Linked DNA regions of Homo sapiens: region 1 is linked to region 2. Evidence: chromatin loops called from intact Hi-C (ENCODE). Cell type or tissue: endothelial cell of umbilical vein. All regions are shown on one strand. Links, peaks and the distances in the headings refer to the core of each region. The heading gives the core; the rest is flanking DNA. Region 1 has its middle 17 kb from the start of TAFA2. Region 2 overlaps PPM1H (protein phosphatase, Mg2+/Mn2+ dependent 1H).

The links. Hi-C counts contacts between places; a loop is a spot of excess contacts. Peaks named below come from ENCODE experiments on the same cell type or tissue, not always from the same donor. Only the 100,000 strongest peaks of a DNase experiment are listed, where the experiment ranks them.
Region 1: it touches region 2 in a loop (9-fold over the local background); 2 of 110 quality-filtered maps call a loop at or near these places.

Annotation. Positions count from the first base shown.
Region 1 is chr12:62,207,253-62,212,589 of GRCh38, reverse strand. It overlaps a transcript of TAFA2 not described here. Among named protein-coding and RNA genes, the nearest start is that of TAFA2, 17 kb to the right of the region's middle. In endothelial cell of umbilical vein, for the core only: a CTCF peak has its summit at 2,060; no DNase peak of the experiment used is centred there; H3K27me3 peaks cover 140 bases.
Region 2 is chr12:62,791,627-62,797,013 of GRCh38, reverse strand. The region is part of intron 3 of PPM1H (protein phosphatase, Mg2+/Mn2+ dependent 1H); the gene reads left to right. Among named protein-coding and RNA genes, the nearest start is that of PPM1H, 140 kb to the left of the region's middle. In endothelial cell of umbilical vein, for the core only: a CTCF peak has its summit at 2,862 (motif pointing right); a DNase peak (open chromatin) is centred at 2,913.

The DNA of each region.
Region 1 (5,337 bases), core at 1-5,000, 580 kb after region 2:
TATTCAGCAGACAGAGGAGAAGAGGGACTTTTCCTTCATGGATGTCAGACGACTTTGGTAGGCTCAGCTATAATAGTTTGCAAGCTCGAAAAGTGTCTAATGGGGGCAGAAAGGAGTTATTCCTAGAGGGTATCCCTGGGGAATATGAATCATGATCATAAAGAGATGAAAATGTGCTTATCCAAACCCCTTAAAGGGCAAAACCTGAAGAAGTAGGCTTATGTGTGAAATACAGGGCTCAATGAAACACCTCTTTATAGGTGGATTCTTGGAGAGGTTGTTGAATTTCCATTGCTGAATATCATTAAAATGACAGGAAGGTTTTGGGTCTGGGATATTTTGAATACAAACTTTTGGAAATAAAGGAAAGCTGAGTACTATTTGAAACTTCCTCTCCAATTCTGTTAGCTAATGGTGACTATACACCAAATTTCTTTCTACCTGCTTTTCCCTGATTTGCTGTATATCTTGAATCACAAAGGATAATTAAATTATTACCTTTAACAATATTTATTGCTTGACTACAGGTTTCATACTAGTTGATAATTTGTTGTGAAGTGGGTCACTAATAATAAAGTTACTACTGACAGAGTATTGACTTTTGGGATGTATTTACTTTGAAATGTAAAGTAGAATAGTTACTATAATTGTTCTTTTTACTGACTTGCATTAACCATGCTTTTTTCAGTGGAAGAGAAAGAACTTTCAGGAAAGGAGTCAGGAATTTTGAATAACTCAAGTACATATATGAGAGTGCTTCCTATCCCATATATGGAACCTGATAAAAATGTTGAGAGCCACTGGTCTAATCTATATCTATAGTCTTATACATTCATGCACTGTGCTTGGGCAGACACCCTAAAAAGATAGGATTTCACAATAGCGGTTGACTCAGGGAGCCTAAGCCCAACCCCTGAATGATTATGAAAGAAGACCTATTAACAATAAAAGTCCTTTTCTTATCATACCCAGAGTTCTATGGCCATTTTTCTACCTTTTTTTTTTTTTTTGAGACGGAGCCTCGCTCTGTCACCCAGGCTGGAGTGCAGCAGCACAATCTTGGCTCACTGCAACCTCCGCCTCCCAGGTTCAAGCAGTTCTCCTGCTTCAGCCTCCCGAGTAGCTGGGATTAAAGGCGGGCACCACCACGCCCAGCTAATTTTTTGTATTTTTAGTAGAGATAGGGTTTCACCATGTTAGCCAAGATGGTCTCGATGTCCTGACCTCCTTGATCCACCTGCCTTGGCCTGCCAAAGTGCTGGGATTACAGGCATGAGCCACTGTGCCTGGCCCATTTTTCTGCTTTTTAAATTTTAAGTAAGCACATACTCTATACCCATCTCTGAAATTCACTCCTCTTTGTCATTCATGTAATTGGATTAATGAGCTAATAACTTCTCTCTTTGGTGGTATCATCATTTTTATTTTATTAGATTGTGCTCGACAAAGGGCAGGTGCTATCTATGTACAATTAAATGTGTAGTAAATCCACTCAGATGACAGTGTTCTAACACTAGTCCTAAAGATCTCTTGCTGATATTGCTCACTTGAATTTGTCACTACAGCTTGGTAGAACTTGACTTCTATAGGTTTCCTTTCAGTTTTCCAGCTAGATATTTCTCTGAATAACACAATATTAGCAATTTCACCGTTTTTTTGGGGGGCGGGGGGTGTATGTGTGTGTCATTACCCTGTCTAATTAACTTCTACCTTAAAGAAAAGTGTGAAAAGACAATATACGTTCTCTTATTTTTGGCTGCTTCCTCACATACGATTATGTTCTATCTCATTTTCTCTATTCTTATTATTTTTTACTCCTTTCGATTGTTTCTAGCATTTTGGAATCGGTACATCCTTTTCACTACTAAAATCTTTCATTAAAAAATTTGGCTGCTCATTTTCATGTACTTCTCTCTGTTGTGGAAGCATCTTCAATATGTACATGCTTTTTGCCATTCAAAGACTCCGGAACCTCTGGCATGATTTATTTTTGTTGCTATAAAACAGACAACATGTACTGCGATGCTTGTCTAAAAATGTTAGCATCTGCCTGCAGTTGCCCTGTTTTGACGCTGGGTGGCCAAAGCGCATAAGGAATTTGAAGCTCTGTCTTAACTTTTCAAGCAACATTTTGACAATGTTGAATGAAGGAAATAATCCTATATCATATTAAAAGTGGGCAAAAAATTTGTAAAGGAATCTATAGAGAGTTTGGATGGAGGAATTTCAGAGTTTAAACTTAAGCTTTCTGGAAATAATTAAATCACAACAATATGTCAAATGAAAAAACAATGAACTGGGAACTAGAAAATAAGAATTCTTGTTGATGCTCTTGAGGGAAAATAATCTATTTGTAAATCTGGATGCCTTTATTTATTTATTTATTTATTTATTTATTTATTTAGAGACAGAGTCTCACTCTGTCACCCAGGCTGGAGAGCAGTGGCGTGATCTCGGCTCACTGCAAGCTCCGCCTCCTGGGTTCACTCCATTTTTCTGCCTTAGCCTCCCACAGGCGCCCACCACCACGCCCGGCTAATTTTTTGTATTTTTAGTAGAGACGGGGTTTCACTGTGTTAGCCAGGATGGTCTCGATTTCCTGACCTCGTGATCTGCCTCCCTCGGCCTCCCAAGGTGCTGGGATTACAGGCGTGAGCCCCTGCGCCTGGCCAGATGCCCTTATTTTTTAACTTAATTGCTTGGGCAAGTTACTTAATCTTTAAGCCTCAGTTTATAAGTCATAAAATGAGATAATATCTATCATATAGAATGATTACAAAAACAAAGAGATAAGTATTAGTTTTCTTTCCCACTTTTGGTTAAAAAATTGTAAACATCGTCCTCTACTTAGTTTAGTTAAAACCAGTCTTCAAAGTGCAGTTAAATAGTTCAGTGGCTCTCACTCCCCTTCTCCTCATTTTTAGCCCTGAGGATGAACATAATTAGGTATTGCTAATATCTATTTAGCTAGCAAATAATACAGAGGAATAGGACTTTGAGCTAAGCTCCTCTTAAGAATGGTACTGAAAATTGACTTTCACCATGGTTTGTACTTTCAGAATGTACTTTCACATGTGTATTAGTCCATTCTCACATTGCTATAAGAAAATACCTGAGACTGGGTAATTTATAAAGAAAAGAGGTTTAATTGACTCACAGTTCAGCATTGCTGGGGAGGCCTCAGGAAACTTACAATCATGGCAGAAGGTGAAGGGGAAGCAAGGCACTCTTTTCACAAGGCAGCAGGAAGAAGAAGTTTTGAGTGAAGGGGGAAGAGCCCCTTATAAAACCATCAGATCTTATGAGAACTTACTCACTATTATGAGAATGGCATGGAGGAAACTGTCCCCATGATTCAGTTACCTCCACCTGGTAATCCCTTGACAGATGGGGATTATGGAGATTATGGGGATTGCAATTCAAGATGAGATTTGGGTAGGGACACAAAGCCTAACTGTATCAGCATGTGAAGTCTTTGATTTCCTGCTGAAGTGGAAGTCTGTTTGTTTTCAAAAACCTTGTGTTGGGGAAGTGGGTAGAGGAAAGAGGGCAAAAAGAAATTCAGAGGCCAAAAGCGATCTTGTTAATCTAGTAAACCAGGCAGAAAGAAAGAGGATTAGAAGAAACATTAATTGTCCAAGATGACTACCAGCATGACAAAGTCAACAGAGAGATAACCTGGAGCTGGTAGTGTTGACAGGAGGCTGTGTATCACACCTCAGGTGGAGACTGAAGGAGGACTAATTCTGGGTAACCCTTATGAAAATCTTATGGCTCAAGACAGTCAATAAATTAAGTGAGATAAAGTTTTTAAAGACCTGGATTTCCTATGTCATACCAATGGATATTTTTATGATGGAAGAGGGGAATATTAAGTAAGACAATATCTTCAATCCTGATAATCCTATCCTCTAATCGGTACTTCTGAGACTATTCTATTCATTATATGGGCCATTAATTTCCTGATAAATTTGGAATTTATCAGTCCCTGCCTAATCCTAGCCCCATGCTAGGTATTCACAATGATTTTATAGCTACTTACTTGCTGCCTACCAAGTTGCAGAAATCCTTAGATCTCAGCCTACCATGTTATAAAGAGCCTTTTTTTTTTAACTAGAAGTGGTGTCTGTAAATAGTTTTCTGCTGCCTTATACTACAGAACTAAAATGTCTAAAAGACCAATATTCATAGAACCTAATGTTCAGCCCATTAATTCATGGGTGCAAACTGTTAAGTTCAATTAAGAAACAGCTTTTTTTTTTCTCCTATTGCCTGAATGTCTTAGGCCACTATCTTTTATGATGCCACTTGGTTCATATGTCCTTGACCCCTGAAATGATAGAATTGCTCCTTGACTATTTGATGACCTTTCTCCTTTGTCTGCTGTTCTTGGTCACATAAGCTAGCCTCCTATTTTCAGAATTTTTCAGACAAGAAGCAGGCCCGTTTCTCTAATTTCAAATTTTACCTCAAACTACTAGATAAAAAGGTTAGATTTTCCCATGGACTCTTTCTTGTTCTGGTCTCTGAATTCAACAAGCATCCAGCCAGGGAATGAGACCAAGATTGCCCATCTCACTTCATCCTCCTTGTGGCAGACCTCAGTGTTCACAAGGAATGAGGATGTCTAGATATTAAAGACCTGGGATTGAAGGAGGATTAAGCCCAGTGCCGAAGTTACCTGACTTACCACAGGGAGGGCCCAGTACTGGGTTCAGCATGAAGCTGATGCTGTGTCTCTTTCATACCTAGATACTCTGGCAATGTGGGCACACCTTGGGGAAAATGTCTACGTGCTTGTAACTCAGATGAGTTGATCATGAAGAGCTGGGACTTCTGGAGTCTAGGGCTTATTTTTCTTTGATCTTTGATTGAGTATAACATTGTGGAGAAGTGGAACATCCCCTGTACCCTAGGAACCACTGTGGTTCAGATGTTGGAGAAAATTGGACTTCATTTACAATTCTAAAATGAGGTTTAGTGCTAAAAAGTTCATGGAAGCAGCTAAATGTAGATAACAGAAACAAATGGGTGGGCCTCTGGAGGTCAGCAAGACAAAGGAGACCATAGGGGTGCATTTGAGCTTCTTGTCTCGTGTATGTGTGTGTGTGTGTGTGTTTGTGTGTGAAAGAGGGATAATTTTACAGACCATGTCAGCATTTTTCAAGATTTCCAGAAACCACTTGGGACTCTAGTAGCTAGGAGAATGTAACTCTTAGGATCAGCAGTATTGAGGCTTAAAGTCATTATTATTGGATATTAAAATAAATGTGGCCATATATTTTTCCCTAATCTTGTAAATTGAAATATATTAATTACTCCTTCATTTATGTCTGC
Region 2 (5,387 bases), core at 99-5,098:
TCTTCAAAGTGATAAGTATCTTTTTGTATCCTAATGAGATGACTGGTGGCTGGCAGCCCCTGGGTAGCTTCTGGATGGGGTCTGTTCATCAAAAAGACCAAGGCAGGATTAGAGGGCTGTGCAACTAAGTAGAATCACACAGTAAACTGCCGTTGATAATGTAGATGTCAGGTGTATTAATGTGAATAAAATGAAAGAATAGCCTAATTTAGATTTGCCCCAATAATTTGTGTGTGTGTGTGCGCGCACACGGGTGCACGCATCCTCAACCTCATGAGAGGGGAGAAGGGCTGAAGGGTGAGTTGATCACCAACAGCTGATGATTTAAACACTCGTGCCTATGTAATGAGGTCTCCATAAAGGCCCAAGAGAATAGGGCTCAGTGAGCTTCTGGGTAGCTGAACATGTGGAGGTCCCTGGAGGGTCACGTGCCAAGTGAGGGCATGGAAGCTCCACACCGTATGCATCTCTTCATCCATATCCTTTGTAATATCCTTTATAATGAACTAGCAAATGTAAGTAAATTTTTCCTGATTTCTGTGAGCCACTCTAGCAAATTAATCGAACCTTAGGAGAGGGGGGTCTTGGGAACCCAGATTTATAGCTGGTCAGTCAGAAGCACAGGTAAACCAACCTGGGGCTTGCGACTGGCATCAGAAGTGGGAGTCAGTTGGGGGACTGAGCCCTCAACCTGTGAAATCTGATGCTATCTCCAAGTACATAATTGTGTGGAATTGAACTGGAGGACGCCCAGCTGGTGTCTTCTGCAGAACTGATTGCTTGCTGGTTATGTGGGGGAAAACTCTCACACATTTGGTCACAGAAGTCTTCTGTATTGGTTGTTGTGGGATGAGAACAGAGGAAAAACAGTTTGTGTTGTTTTCACTAAGAACTGCTCTTCTCAGTCACTAGTATTTATTGAGCTTACATCTTAAAATCAGTATTCTTTTAGACACCACTGAGGAAGTAAAACATAAGATCTTATGGTCAGGCACTTTGGTCCACACCTATAATCCCAGCACTTTGGGAGGCCCAGGTGGGCAGATCACTTGAGGCCAGGAGTTCGAGACCAGCCTAACCAACATGGCGAAACCCTGTCTCTACTAAAATTATTAAAAATTTAGCCAGGCGTGGTGGTACATGCCTGCAATCCCAGCTACTTGGGAGGCTGAGGCATGAGAATCATTTGAATTCCGGAGGCAGAGGTCGCAGTGAGCCGAGATCACACCACTGCACCCTAGCCTGGGCAACGGAGCGAGACTCTGTCTCAAAAACAAAACAAGGCTGGGCGTGGTGGCTCACGCCTGTAATCCCAGCACTTTGGGAGGCCCAGGCAGGTGGATCACGAGGTCAGGAGATTGAGACCACGGTGAAACCCCGTCTCTACTAAAAATACAAAAAAATTAGCTGGGCGTGGTGGTGGGCGGTAGTCCCAGCTACTCGGGAGCCTGAGGCAGGAGAATGGTGTGAACCCGGGAGGCGGAGCTTACAGTGAGCAGAGATCGCACCACTGCACTCCAACCTGAGTGACAGAGCAAGACTCTCTGTCTCAAAAATATATATATATATATATTTTATCTGGGGGCATTTGTAGTCCCACATTATATGAATATAGAAATATGCAATATCTTATTTATTTTGATATTCTAAATAACAAAAGGAGGTAGTGAAATGTTGACACCTTTCCAAAAGGGATACACTGTTAAAAATGTTCAGAAACACTCAAGTCAAAATAAATAGTACCTATTTCTGGGGAAAAAGTAGGTACTAGTCACAAAATACAGACGAACAGAAGAGAAAAAAATGCTTCCAATGAGGGGAGATGGTAACAGTTTCATCAAATACTATAAGCTTCTTTGAGAGCAGTGCTTTTCATCTTTGGTCCTCGGGTTGCCTGGCACAGCTTGGGGCTTGTGGTGAAGGTGACCTATGACCACTGGTTTTTAATACTTACTGTGTACACTGTCAGAGGTAGGTGTGCCCCTACAACCCCCTGATTGTATCTCAGATCTTCCTTCATAGTGTGAAGGCTATGTAGCGAATCCCTCCTGTGTCCACTATGAAAAGTGAGCCATGGCTTCCTAAAGGACCAAAATCTCAGGAATTTTCCGACTGACTTCAATTCTGCTTCCCAGCAAGGCCTGGCTTAGCTCTGTTTTGTCACCTATTATATTTATATTGTCGCTTGGCCCAGGACAATAGGTATAAATAAGACAAGTGTCTTCTAAGTCCTGATTTCAAACCTCCTCCCTACTTCTCCACCCTCCCAAAAACATGGTTGAATAATCAACATTTCAGACTCATGGAGGAAGTCGATTCCACTGCAGGGTTAGTTACAGGAAGCCTTTGCCCTCCTAGGGATCAGAACCAAGTTAGCAGTGATTACCGTTTTAACCTGTTAACTATGGGATTTGAGCTCTGGACATAGCCGGGAGGATCTCAGAGTTCTATTTCCTTTTAAGAGTGGGTCTAGATTCCCCACCAGAGTCGGTTCTTAGGAAGGGAAGAAAATGGCAATATTTTAACTTATGGAACTACTATATGTAATTCCATCACTGGGTAAATGATTGGAAATACCAAGCAGCTAGACTTTGTTGATAAAAACCTTATAAATACATGGTGACATTGTGACAAAAAGGGGGCAAAGTTTATAGTTTAGAAATCTATAAATTAGTGTTTATAGATTAATTATAATAAATAAATTAGTGTTTTCCAAAATTAGCATGTTAATGGTAAATTGGGAACCCACATAGCTGTCTTAAATTTAAGTTGGTTTTGTTCTCTTTGTTTTTGTTAGAACGGGAAGTTTCTCTAGGAAGGAATGAGCATGTGATTCCACCAGCAGCCGGCAGGTGGCAATAGTAGGCAGTAGAGTGCTGGCTTTTCTTCCCCATTGCCTGGCTGGCAGATGGCCTTGTTCTCAGAATAAACTGGGATCAGATTTGGATACTAAAACCATGCAGAATCTGATTATTTGTGACTGACACTATTAGCAATGTGCTCAGAGCCGTGTTTTAACTCAGCTAGGGGGAGCTGCCAGGTCCTATTGAAACTACCCAACACTTGCTCCTTTCTGCTACCAGATATTGCTTTCCTTTTGCAACCTGAAATTGGTAGGAAACAAAGAATGACCTTGGAGTTGCATCATCTATGAGACTTTCAAACCAAATTATTACCATCCCGGGCAATATTTTTCTCTTGCACTTCTTTCCTGCTGAATTAGTCTCATTGCACACACATCTCTGTTTGCCTTTTTTTTTTTTTTTTTTTTTTGAAACGGAGTTTCTCTCTTGTTGCCCAGGCTGGAGTGCAATGACGCGATCTTGGCTTGGCGCGATCTGGGCTCACCGCAACCTCCACCTCCCGGGTTCAAGCAATTCTCCTGCCTCAACCTCCCGAGTAGCTGGGGTTACAAGCATGCGCCATCACACCCGGCTAATTTTGTATTTTTAGTAGAGACGGGGTTTCTACGTGTTGGTCAAGCTGGTCTCCACTGCCCGACCTCAGGTGATCTGCCTGCCTCGGCCTCCCAAAGTGCTGAGATTACAGGCGTGAGCCACCGCGCCCGGCCCTCTGTTTGCTTTCTCGGCTCCCGTTTCTCCTTGCAACAAGGAGCAAAATAAAATCCCACATCTTAAAAACTGGATCCATTGTTTGATTTAAAGATTAACCTCGCTTAAATGTTGTGTTTAAGCAGACACAACAGAAGATAACTCAGTCCTGCTACCTAGAAAGTTGCCCTGCAAGGTCTTCAGGACTATTGATTAAGCAGATAAATCAATTATCTTGTTAATTGAATCTTAAGAGTCATTTAATCGATCCTTTTAGACCATACTTGAATGATAGTATATGCATGTGTTTTGCTAATCAGTTTATTCTAGACACAGGGCTCGGGGTTCATTGACAGCAAAAATAGGGAGATATTCTAAATCAGTCCTTGCTTAGCACAAAGCAGTAAGCAGTTTTTCCCGTGGTTTCATTGATTTTTGTAAAAATACCAAAAACTTGAGGTTTTTAAGAAAATACTTCCATGTTTTTATTTATTATGTAGAATATTAAAAACTTAATCTAATCTGAAAGGTGAGGATTTGAAGAAAAAAGGTAGATAATGCAATGGTAAATGTATCTTTATTGACTTAATATATCATGTTTGCTCTGATAGTAAAAGAACCACCCAGATGGTCCTTTAATGTTCCTTTCAGTACTAAGATTTTGTGAAACATCTTTTAAAGAGGAGTAGGTGGTGTATGTAGGGAAAAAATAAATGTGCTATTTTGGCTTCTAGGGAGGAGGGGGAGGGAAGCAATTATTTTTAGAATATGTTCTAGTTGCACACGGTTTTAGAAGAAATAGAAGAGTGTGTTTTAACGACAGTGAATCCTTCAGGGGGATGAAGTCTATGGAAACACGTCTTTCAAATCCTTCCCACCATGATCCCAGAGAGGACACTTGTAATTAAAGTGTGTGTGTGCACATGTGCATGTATGCACACTTATGTTCCCACACAAATGTGGGGGAGGGAAGTGGCAAACGCATGCACATGTTAGCAAAGTTTCTTGGATTAAAAAGTACTTAAGTTCACTCTTTATGAGAAAGTGCTGCCAAATTTAGCATTCCTTATTCAGGGGGAGCTACAGAGGGAATGTAGCTGAACGTAGAAAAAGGTGAAAGAAATAATGAAATCAGTTAGAAAAAAAATATTGAGTCACACTATTAATATAATACCAAGGGGTTAAATGGGTAAGCTAACTGGAATGTTTCCCCCAAAGTTAAAGCAGAAAAGTTTTAGTGCTGAGCTCTTTACCTTGATTTTTTCCCCTAAGCATTACATAATTTTCTAAGCAGAATTTCTTGTGATAGAAACCATGATAAATAATGTACCTACCTGTGGTGTAGCCCGAACTTGCTTAACTGAGTCCCAAAGGAATTTGTTGCCGTGGACGGCCCTGTTACGTGGACTTTTTGCACCATAACGTTTCTACCTTTTGGATCATACTAGTGGTTTGATCAAGTCTATCAAACAAACATCATTCACATTCTAGTCTATAGACAGTATACAAGCAGTAGGTGTTCAGATAATTTTTTGAGATGAAGTCTCGCTCTGTTGCCCAGGCTAGAGTGCAGTGGTGTGGTGCGATCTTGGCTCACTGCAACCTCCGGCTCCCGGGTTCAAGCAATTCTCCTATCTCAGCCTCCCAAGTAGCTTGGACTATAGGTGCACACCACCATACCCAGCTAACTTTTTTTGTATTTTTAGTAGAGACAGGGTTTCATCATGTTGATCAGGCTGGTCTCAAAATCCTGACCTCAGGTGATCCACCTGCCTGAGCCTCCCAAAGGGCTGGGATTACAGGCATGAGCCACCACGCCCGGCGTTTTCAAATAAT